2 separate regions of the Mus musculus genome follow, and region 2 is linked to region 1. A link is a loop called in an ENCODE intact Hi-C map of the cell type or tissue named here. Cell type or tissue: heart. All regions are shown on one strand.

What was found. Peaks named below come from ENCODE experiments on the same cell type or tissue, not always from the same donor. Only the 100,000 strongest peaks of a DNase experiment are listed, where the experiment ranks them.
Region 2: it touches region 1 in a loop (4-fold over the local background); 7 of 42 quality-filtered maps call a loop at or near these places.

What each region holds. Positions count from the first base shown.
Region 1 is chr7:99,105,584-99,110,583 of GRCm38, reverse strand. Uvrag (UV radiation resistance associated gene) reads left to right here. Exons shown (of 15, transcript NM_178635.3): 3 at 1,487-1,521. Among named protein-coding and RNA genes, the nearest start is that of Uvrag, 33 kb to the left of the region's middle. In heart, a CTCF peak has its summit at 2,826 (motif pointing left); no DNase peak of the experiment used is centred here.
Region 2 is chr7:99,227,394-99,232,393 of GRCm38, reverse strand. The region is part of intron 2 of Mogat2 (monoacylglycerol O-acyltransferase 2); the gene reads left to right. Among named protein-coding and RNA genes, the nearest start is that of Mogat2, 8.7 kb to the left of the region's middle. In heart, a CTCF peak has its summit at 2,820 (motif pointing right); no DNase peak of the experiment used is centred here; H3K27ac peaks cover 695 bases.

The sequences.
Region 1 (5,000 bases):
GGCAGCCTGTCCACAAGGAAATGCCTTAACACCAGAGCTGCTGGGAGGGAGAGCTTCCCTGCAAGGGTGGACATCAGTGCACTCCCTGGGCATGTCATTGTTCATTCATAAAAACAGAATTGGCTGAGTGTCTGTCCTTGTGCCAGGGACAGTTCTGAGAGATGAGGACACGGTAGTTATAGGGTTTGGGCCCACAGTAACAAATGGAGTGTCTAGGCACACATTGCAATCATGGCCTTTGTCCATGTATCGTGCCTCAGTTCATCTCAAGTACCAGTAGTGTGTGGATCACATGTGAGAAACACTGTCCTGTAGCAACAGGGGACTCCAGGAGTCCCTAGGGTCTGCATTGACAGTGGCATGGAGATAATCTGGGTGGGTGGCTGCAGAGCACTGGAGGGTTGTCGGGAATGTCTATCAGGACCTATAGCATAGTTTTATTTTATTTTATTTATTTTTTGGTTTTGTAACATTTGATGCTATATATGAAGGTTTATGGAATCATGAACATTTTAAAAATATTTATTTATTTATTTAATGTATATGAGTGCTCTGTCTTTACACACACCAGAAGAGGGAATCAGATGGTTGTGAGCCACCGTGTGGGTGCTGGGAATTGAACTCAGGGCCTCTGGAAGAGCAGTCAGTGCTCTTAGTCATCTCTCCAGCCCTGGAATCATGAAATTTTAATGCTTGCAGAAGAACTTCAGCTATCCAAATTTTCCAAGTTGAGAAAGGGCCTGACAAAGTTGAAGAGGTAGAATGTTAGCACAAGCACAAATAAAGCTTGGGTCACATGGTTTCTAAATTGGTATTCATTCTACACTCCTATGAGGGAATGTTCTAGAGGTGCCTGAAGAACAGAGAGAATCAGTCATAGATACTGGAAATGGGGGATTTGGGAGTCAGAGGTTAAAGTACTTGCTGGACAGATGAAAACTGGAGTTTAAATTCCCAGGACCCACCTGGATGCAGGGGGACTGTGGCAGCCCACCTGTAATCTAGCCCCAGAAGGCAGAGATGGATCCCCAGAGCCAGCTGGCTGGCCACACGAGCTGTGTAGAGGAGGTTTTGGCTTGATTGAGATATCCTGCCTTAAAGAGAATAGGGAAAGAATCCTGACCTCATCTCAGCCCCCTGAAGGACCCCCCCGCCCCCCCCTCATTGTGTTCACATGAAAAGAAAGGAGTGAGTAGAAATGGGAAAAGGAGAACATTTGGATTTTTAAGGGCTTAAATTAGAATGTGCTGCAGAAGGAGACAGGTAACAATTCCGAGACTAAATCTGAACAATTTGTGATGTGCTTCACTGATGTTTTTCCTCCTTAAGAGACTTTTACTTAATTTTGGTTTTCTATTCTCATTGGTAAAGATGGCAGGCGCTGGATCAGTTTAGACGCCTTCCTAGAGCGCCAGAGCCTTACAGTGCTTAGTTAACGAGCTGCTTGTCTTTCCTGTCACTTACTGTTGTTTTTCTTCTTTTCCAGAATTTTATAGGAGTGAAGTGATTAAGAATTCCTTGGTAAGTTTGTTTCCCAACAGGTACATGTGACACCGCGTATATCCCTGATTCTTAAGATGTGAGTGGTTTGCGTTGAGGTCTGGTTCTTTGGTTATGTGTGGTTCATGCACAGATCTGTTAATGTTCAGTTGTTTCTGATTTTTTAAATTGTTGTAAACTTTAATTTTGCATCATTTTCATTTATAAAAAATTTAATGATTTTTGATTCTGTATTTATTTGGGTAAAATTCATAAAAGTAGTTTGTACAGGCCTCTGTATACAGGACTAATTTCTGGGTGATAACAGCCTTGCTCAGTTAGCTGGCCGTGTCTAGCTGGGCATGGGTACATACCTGTAATACTAGGGTTTGGGAGGAAATAGCCAGGAGGGTTGTGAGCCTCAGCTACACAGTGAGACCCTGGCACCAAGAAACCAAAACCAAAACAACGAGCTACCGAGCATCCCACGTCTCTCCATCTGGAAAGGGTCGTTGTGGAATTGTGTGTATGTGTGAGGATGCACAACGGTGCTGCTGGGCAGTTTCCCTGATTCTGAGTTTTGTGTGAATGAAGTAATGCAGTAAGCCCCTGGTGACTGGCGCCCACCTGTGTGTTGGCTTGGTTGTCAGGATCAGCTGGCCCTGTGTGCTGTGTTTGATTTGTTTGTGTGTATTCTACTGAGTGAATATAATAGGTGATCATTTTTTCCCCTGTTGGTGAGCATGTTTGACTTCTGGTTCGAGCCAGCGTGCATCCTGCTGCTGTAAATACTGCCCTGGGTGTCTGCTGGCGCATGCATGCTTTTCTCTGCAGCCTGTAGTCTTCAGTCCTGTGGATACACACCCGATCAGCCAGGGCTTCTGGCTGGTTCCACACCATTGCTATTTCATTTCTACTCACTGCATTGCTGGGAGAATTCTGATTATATTATTATGAACACTTGATGTTTTTAAAAATTTAGGGAGCTGGAGAGATGGCTCAGTGGTTAAGAGCACTGACTGCTCTTTTCGAGGTCCTGAGTTCAATTCCTAGCAGCCACATGGTGGCTCACAACCATCTGTAATGGGATCCAATGCCCTCTTCTAGTGTGTGTCTGAAGACAGATGCAGTGTACTCATGTAAATAAAATAAATAAAAAAAATTTTAAAAAAAATTTAGATGTTGATGCAAATCATATACAGGACTTTTTTGCTTTTGCAATCGAGGCAGATATTGTAAAGTTAGAATATCTAGTGCCAAAGGTATGGTTAACTGAAAAGACTTGATAGCAGTTACAGCTTTTTAAGGGTGTGCTTGTAGGCACAGGGCTTCCAGAAGACTGCCACCTGGTGGTTAAATACTTGAGAACTTTAGTGATTTCTCCCCCACACCTCTCTGTCTTCCTCTCTCCTTCTCCCTTTCTTTCCCCCCTCCTTTCCTCTTTCCTCATCCCTCCCTCCCAAAAGAAACCAAATCAAAATGGAGATGGGTGGGAAGGATACGGATAGGGAGGGAGGGGGACGGAAGTGTGTCTGCAGGTTGTATGCCAGAGTCACAGTTCTTTTCCACATTCCTTTAGTTAATAACAGTTAATGGGGATAATTCCGCTTTGTTTGCCTCTGACTTCAGCTAGACATACCTTCCCCCAAGTTATTATTATTTCTGTTGTTATTGTTTTTTTTTTAGAGACTGTATCCGTACTATGATTGACAGGCCATTAGAGTGACTAAAATGATTGAAAAGTAATAGTGGGAGTGGCTAGCCAGAGCCCCCAAAGTTGATTTGATACCCAGAGCGGGTCGGTGTGTGGAGATTCTCTACACGAGTCTCTTTAGTGAAGAGGTGTGATTGTGACCAGGTTAGGTGAGTTCTGTACATTATTTCCCACGGAAGACAATGCTTCAAGGTAGGGTGTATTCTTGTTTCAAAGTGAGGGAACAGGCCAGGAACTTGATGTGGGCTGCACACAGCTTGTAACAAATAAAACTGAAGTTCTGAGGCTCTAACCGCACACACACTTCCTTCAGCTGTTTGACCTAGAGGTCAGTGAGCCTTACTATTGCATAAACAAAGCCCAGAGCAGACATGTTTAGAGAAAACACGAGATACAACTTAGCAGAGCCATCACTGGCATCATGACTGGAGTTGTTTTTCAGCAGAGATGGGAAGATGGGCAGGATCAGTAGGTCTTTGTGAGTTACTGACTGCCTGTGGGGTGCTCCAGTCTCTCTCCAGTGCCTCTGTGGAACTGCGGCTGAATAAATTAACATTTGAGCTGTCTCTGTGTTGCTCATGCCAAAACTGTGACCCTGGGGTAAATAACTGCATCACCATCAATCTTCCAGCTTCCTCTGGCTCCACAGTTGGGAGCTAGGCTGAGCTAGCTCAGGTAGAAGATGCCGCGAAGACTGTAGGACTCTGATTTACTTCGGGGTTGGGGGAGCAGTCAGGGAAGGTTGCTGGCAGTAAGTCATCCCTCAGCTGGGTCAGGAGGCCTGAGCTGAGCTGAGGAAGGGCAGGGAGGGAGTTTGCTGGGCTTCTACTAATTAAAAAAGCCAGCATGAATTGTAAAGAGATACTCTGAATATGCTTTTTAAAAATTGGTACAGCTTTTATACATTTTTAGTTGTGTTTCTTGTGACTATGTAGTTGCTATTAAACAGTTTAGAGAAACAAATGCTGGTAATAAACAATTTTTAATTTTCTTTGGGATGGGGTTTTTCAGTGTAGTCCTAGCTGTCCTGGAACACACTATGGAGACTCAGAGGAGCACTGCGTCTAGTGTTAGGATTAAAGCCATGCACCACCAACCCCCAGCTGATAAAGGCTTTTTAAAACTCCTGATAAGAGGTAGTGATCTTATGTCCTCTGGTTGGCAATTTGTAGGCAGTGAACTTTTAAGACTATAGCAGTCCTAGTAGTCAGTGGATGTAGACTGGGTCACCTGACGTTACTATTTGAACAGTCTCTTTCACCTCAAAATTGAGTTGGTATGTGTAGGTGAAAGAGAAATTTAAAAAATCATATGGATCAAAAATGTTGGGCATGGGGGCTGGAGAGATGGCTCAGTGGTTAAGAGCACTGACTGCTCTTTCAAAGGTCCTGAGTTCAAATCCCAGCAACCACATGGTGGCTCACAAACCATATGTAACAAGATCTGACACTCTCTTCTGGAGTGTCTGAAGACAGCTACAGTGTACTTAAATATAATAAATAAATAAATCTTAAAAAAAATATTGGGCATGGGGGCTGGAGAGGTGGCTCAGTGGTTAAGACACTGACTGCTCTTCCAGAGGTCCTGAGTTCAAATCCCAGCAACCACATGGTGTCTCCCAACCATCTGTAATGGGATTGATGCCCTCTTCTGGTGTGTCTGAAGTCAGCCACAGTGTACTCATATAAATAAAATAAATCTTAACAAAAAAATATTGGGCAGTAGCTATGAATAGATGGTAGGCTGTGTCTGCATGTACCAACTTGAGAATTCTCCCTTGTGTACTGGCGACTGTTTTGTAAGCTCA
Region 2 (5,000 bases), 120 kb before region 1:
CTGAGAAGCAGAAGGCTGGCTGGGAGGCAGGGGCCTGGACAAGGCTTATGAAAGAGCATTGCTTCTCTCTGGTTGTGGGACCAATATGGTCACTGAAGAGTAAATGTGGTTTGAAGGGGATGTGTGTGTCTTATAGGAGCAAAGCTAGCAGCAGCCCTGGTTTTGAGCCAGGTGACAAATAGTAGGTCTTAAGGAATCATCAACCCCACATTACAATAAACAGTTGGGTGTGACCTGACTCCCACAGCAAACTCTCTTACAGGCTTAATGTTTCTGTACTGGTATAGGACTGCCTCAGAGTCAATCCTGCCTTACCACAGGCAGGCTGAACATCCTTAGGCAAGGCTTGGCCCGTGCTGGCCTCAGTGTCCCTAAGAACCAACAAGCAGTGAGACATCTCCTACCGTGAGTGTCCTCAAATCTGGCATCTTTGGTTCATGACACTTTCAGGTCTCTGTGAACATGTGGCCTTGGACTTGAAGGTTGGTCCTGAGTGGAGCAGAGTTGGGCTCCTTTGATGGGATATGGGTAGACTGAACCCAGGAACTACAGGCAGTGCTGGCTTACTGATGGGATGAGATGGAGTGGGGATGCAGGCCAGGTGAGGTCAGTTAGAGCATGGCTTGTCATGATCCTCATCCAGATGTGCCACGTATTGGTGGTGCGACCTAAGCCGGGTTGCCCAGTCTCTCTGTGAATCTGTCCTGTCACACTTAAGATAGAGATAGCCGAGCATGGTGGGACACACCTTTAATTTCCAGCATTGGAAGGCAGAGGAAGGAAAAGCCTTATGAGTTTGAGGCCAACCTGATCTATATAGTAAGTTCCAGGATAGCCAGGGCTATGAAGAGAGACCCTGTCTCAAAAACAAACAAATAAACAAACAAACAAACAGGGGCTGGAGAGATGGCTGGAGAGAACCTAGGTGTAGTTCTTACAACCCACATGGCAGCTTACAATTGTCTAAACTCCTACTTGAGGGAATCTGACACCCTACACAGACAGACATACACGCAGGCAAAGCACCAATGCATATAAAACAAAAATAAATAAATAAATCATTAAAAAATGAAAAAGAATCCATGCAGTGGTGGCGTGTGCCTTTAATCCCAGCTCTCAGGAGGCAGAGGCAGAGGCAGAGGCAGAGGCAGAGGCAGAGGCAGAGGCAGAGGCAGAGGCAGAGGCAGAGGCAGAGGCAGAGGCAGAGGCAGAGGCAGAGGCAGAGGCAGAGGCAGAGGCAGAGGCAGAGGCAGATAGATCTTTGAATTCTGAGTTTGAGGTCTACAGAGTGAGTTCCAGGACAGCTAAGGATACACAGAGAAAGCATGTCTTCAAAAAACAAACAAACAAGATAGAGATGATGCCATGTTCCTTCCTGGACATGTGTATTCAAACAGTCTGTGAAGACAAAGCCCTTGGAGAATAGCTGGTCTCTCACCATGTCATTGAGTCAGTAGGACACTACCTGGAACTGACCAGTCTTCCCAGACTGACTTTTTTTTTTTTAAGATTTATTTCTTTATTATATGTAAGTACACTGCAGCTGTCTTCAGAAACCCCAGAAGAGGGTGTCAGATCTCATTAGGGATGGTTGTGAACCACCATGTGGTTGCTGGGATTTGAACTCAGGACCTTTGGAAGAGCAGTCAGTGCTCTTAACCGCTGAGCCACCTCTCCAGCCCCCAGCCTGACTTCTTCCTCTCCATGCAGAGTCCAGGACTCAAGTTCCCTGCTGGCCAAAGGGGAGCGGTGGGACCAACAGGCTCACAAAGGTTAAGCAACTTGCTTGTATCATGGGGACTCCAGTCAAGGATCACACCCTGTGCCCGTTTGAGAGTCCTGGGGCCCCATAAGGCTTGACAAAGGTTGAGTGACAGTGGTCATGCAGGAGCCCATAGCTTTCCAGTAAGCAGGGCCTCCAAGGAAAGGGGCTGGCAGGGAACAGGGAGGGGCTAGCAGAGACTGTCCATCAAGGGCATTGAACATTTTAGTGTCCAGTGTGAGGGAGCCTAGACTAACATGACAGTCACTTCCACTCCTCAGATTTGTTTATTCTTTAGGGGCCCCTCCCAGGATCTCAACACGAACAGCACAGCACAGCACTGCACAGCTTGTTGGAAGTCAAGAGCAACCATGGCATTTCTTGGGCAGAGTCCTAAGTCCTCACTCCAGGACCTCTGAACTCTGTGACTCTGAACCCTCTTCCTGCCTCGCCTCTCTCTAGGCTCTGTGCTGGGGAGGTCAGGGTTCTCTGGGGAGGTGTAAGAGGCATCAAAGGAAGCCTGCTTAGTTCTGGGCTCCGCTGAGTTTTGCAGATTCTGGCTCCGACTTCACTTTCCTTTTGGGAGCTATAGTCCTGAGCGCACCAGGAAAAAGAAAAGCCTTTCTGTAAAGGGCACGCAGCACAGGCAGAGGCCAGTTGCTCATCCAGAGGCCTCCTGAGCTGGATCTGGCTGTGCAGTGCGACCAAAGCAAAAGCTAGCCTGAGTAGTGGCTGAAGAGGATCAGGTCAGTGGAGGTTCCCAGAGGCCTCTGCTCAGAAGAGACATTTTCCAGACCTGGGTAGCCTAGGGCTCTAGAGGGCATCTATCTGCCTCTGCCCACTTGGTTTCCCAGCAGCAGGGCTGACAGAAGGGATAACAAGGATGTTCACCATCTTCCTGATCCTTCCTCAGCCAGGGGACTCTGTCTGATTTGTAAAAATTCTAGTTTCTCGTGTTGTTGTTGTTGTTGTTGTTTTTTTTTTTTTTTTTTTTTTTTTTTTTGCCTACCCCAGGCTTTGTGCCTAAGCTCCAGCCAGGGGCAGGCAATACCCGTGAGTGGCCAGCAGAGGGAGAGATGCTGGTCTCCTGGGATGTGCCTGGCCTAGGATTGGAGTGACCAGGAGTGCACTGTAGCTTGCAGACTTTATTTTCTACCAACTCCCTTCCCTTCTGGGTACTTTTCTTTTCAGCTCTGCTGCACACACACACACACACACACACACACACACACACACACACACACACACACACACCAAGCCTCTGCATTCCCCTTCCAGTGCAGTGAGTGGTCTTTTGATGACTTTCACGTCTTGATTATTTGTTACTATGATTTTACAAAATAGCTTCCAGGGGTGGAACTACCCAACAAAATCAGAACACTGCTCCTTTACTGACTCCCTAAGAGTTAATGGTGGGGCGTCAGGCAGTTCACGGAGAGGGGCTGTCCTCACCACATGGGAAAGGTGGGCCCAGGAGCTGGGTGTCCCCGTGGAGATTTCATCACCCAGAATAAACACTGTCTACACAGGCCAAGACCTTGGGAGGGACCAAGTTCTGTGGCCAGGACCCTGACCTGGGGTCAGGAAGTGCTGGGCACATCACACAGATCATTGAGTCAGCTCGGAGGGGTGCTGACCACCTCTCACCCCACTCCTGTCCCTGCCAGCAAGAAGCTTCCAGCAGGCTTTCTCAATCCCTGCTGAGAGCCGTGATAGATAAGCCCTTGTTTCCGACTGTTCTCACCCGTGGCAACTACCTACCAGGTACCAGCACCATCGTCTTCAGCCATGACAACTGAAAATGTCCATAGACAGACACCAGTGGGAGATGGCAAACTTGTTCCCCTTAGTGAGAACCACTGCCCCAGAACCTGTGTTCTGGGTCCTAAACTCCCCCCTCTGACTCATCCCTCCTTCTCTTTACTCTAAGTCCAACCAAGAGCCTTTCTTTCTCTACGTTCCGCTTGCTCCTCGTGCACCCTTCCTTGGGATAAAACCCATCTTTGCAACAGCCTGCAAGCTCCTGCAGCCTGAGCCCTTACCCACCCCTCTTTTCACTCTTGCTATCCCAGTTCCCCAGGTCACCAGTGCAGGGGGCATGACTGGAGCACACCCCCACTTCATTAACATCCACTGTCTTTCATTTGGGAGGGCTTTGCAATGCCCCGGGCTCAGCCTGGCTTTGTTCCCTCAGTAACTGTGTGAGTCAAAGCAAGGCCACGAGTCTCAGTTTCCTCCTCTGTGCACTGGGGCACGGATACCAACATTGCTCTCAGGGGTGACAATGGAGGACAAAGTGGGTTGGCGTGTGCCATACCTGGCACAAAGTCAGTGCTGCAGCTGTTCGTCCACTCTGACACTCTTTCCGGCTCCCAAGGCCTCGTACAGGCCTAATGTCTTCAAGTCTGTAATAGTCTCAATGGTATAAAACTTAAGGTATTTTATGGGCCATAAGAAATACACCTTCAGTGAGACATGTGAGGTATATACTGATTTCAAGATGGTGATGGGAGTATAGCTTAGAAATGAGGAACATGTCCATAAATGGCCTTGAGCTCCAGGCAGAGGACCTCACTGTGTGGCAGGAAGGTGGAGCAGAGAATTTAACTGAGACTCTGTGGAGGCCAAACCCACACCCGGGACATTGCAAGGGCAGATAAGATAGCTTTTTCTTCAACCATTCATCTGGCTGGATGGAGGATACAGGGAAGTTGCTTCAGGCCTTGCATACACACACGTGCCCACCCAACCAGCCACACATGCATGCGCACACATACATGTACACATCTGCATTCATTCATTCACACACACAAGGAATAGGCACTCACACTCAAGGCCAGCACCAGATCTACTGAACCAAACCCTGTTTTCCTGCCAAGTAATTTAGGTGCACAAGTAGGTCATGAACCACTTTCCCTGTATGAAAATCTCCGTCCACCTGCCCTGGAGTGCGTGAGGAGGCTGCCGATGCAGAGCCTGAGGGAGGTAACCTGGACTAAAGTTCCAAAGCTATTCCTGAGTGCCAAAGTTCCAAAGCCAGTCCTGCATGCTCTGTGTCCTGAAGCAAAGGCTTTCTGGCTCCCTCCTACGCTCTCAGCAAGAGATGGCAGGTCTTAGATCCAAGTCACCTCTGTGCTTCTAGGCAATTCTCTTATCGCCTCTGTACTCCGCTAGCTCACTTGTGCAATAGGCTAACACACTGCAGCCAGCCTCTAGGGCCCAGGTAAGTGCTGTAAGC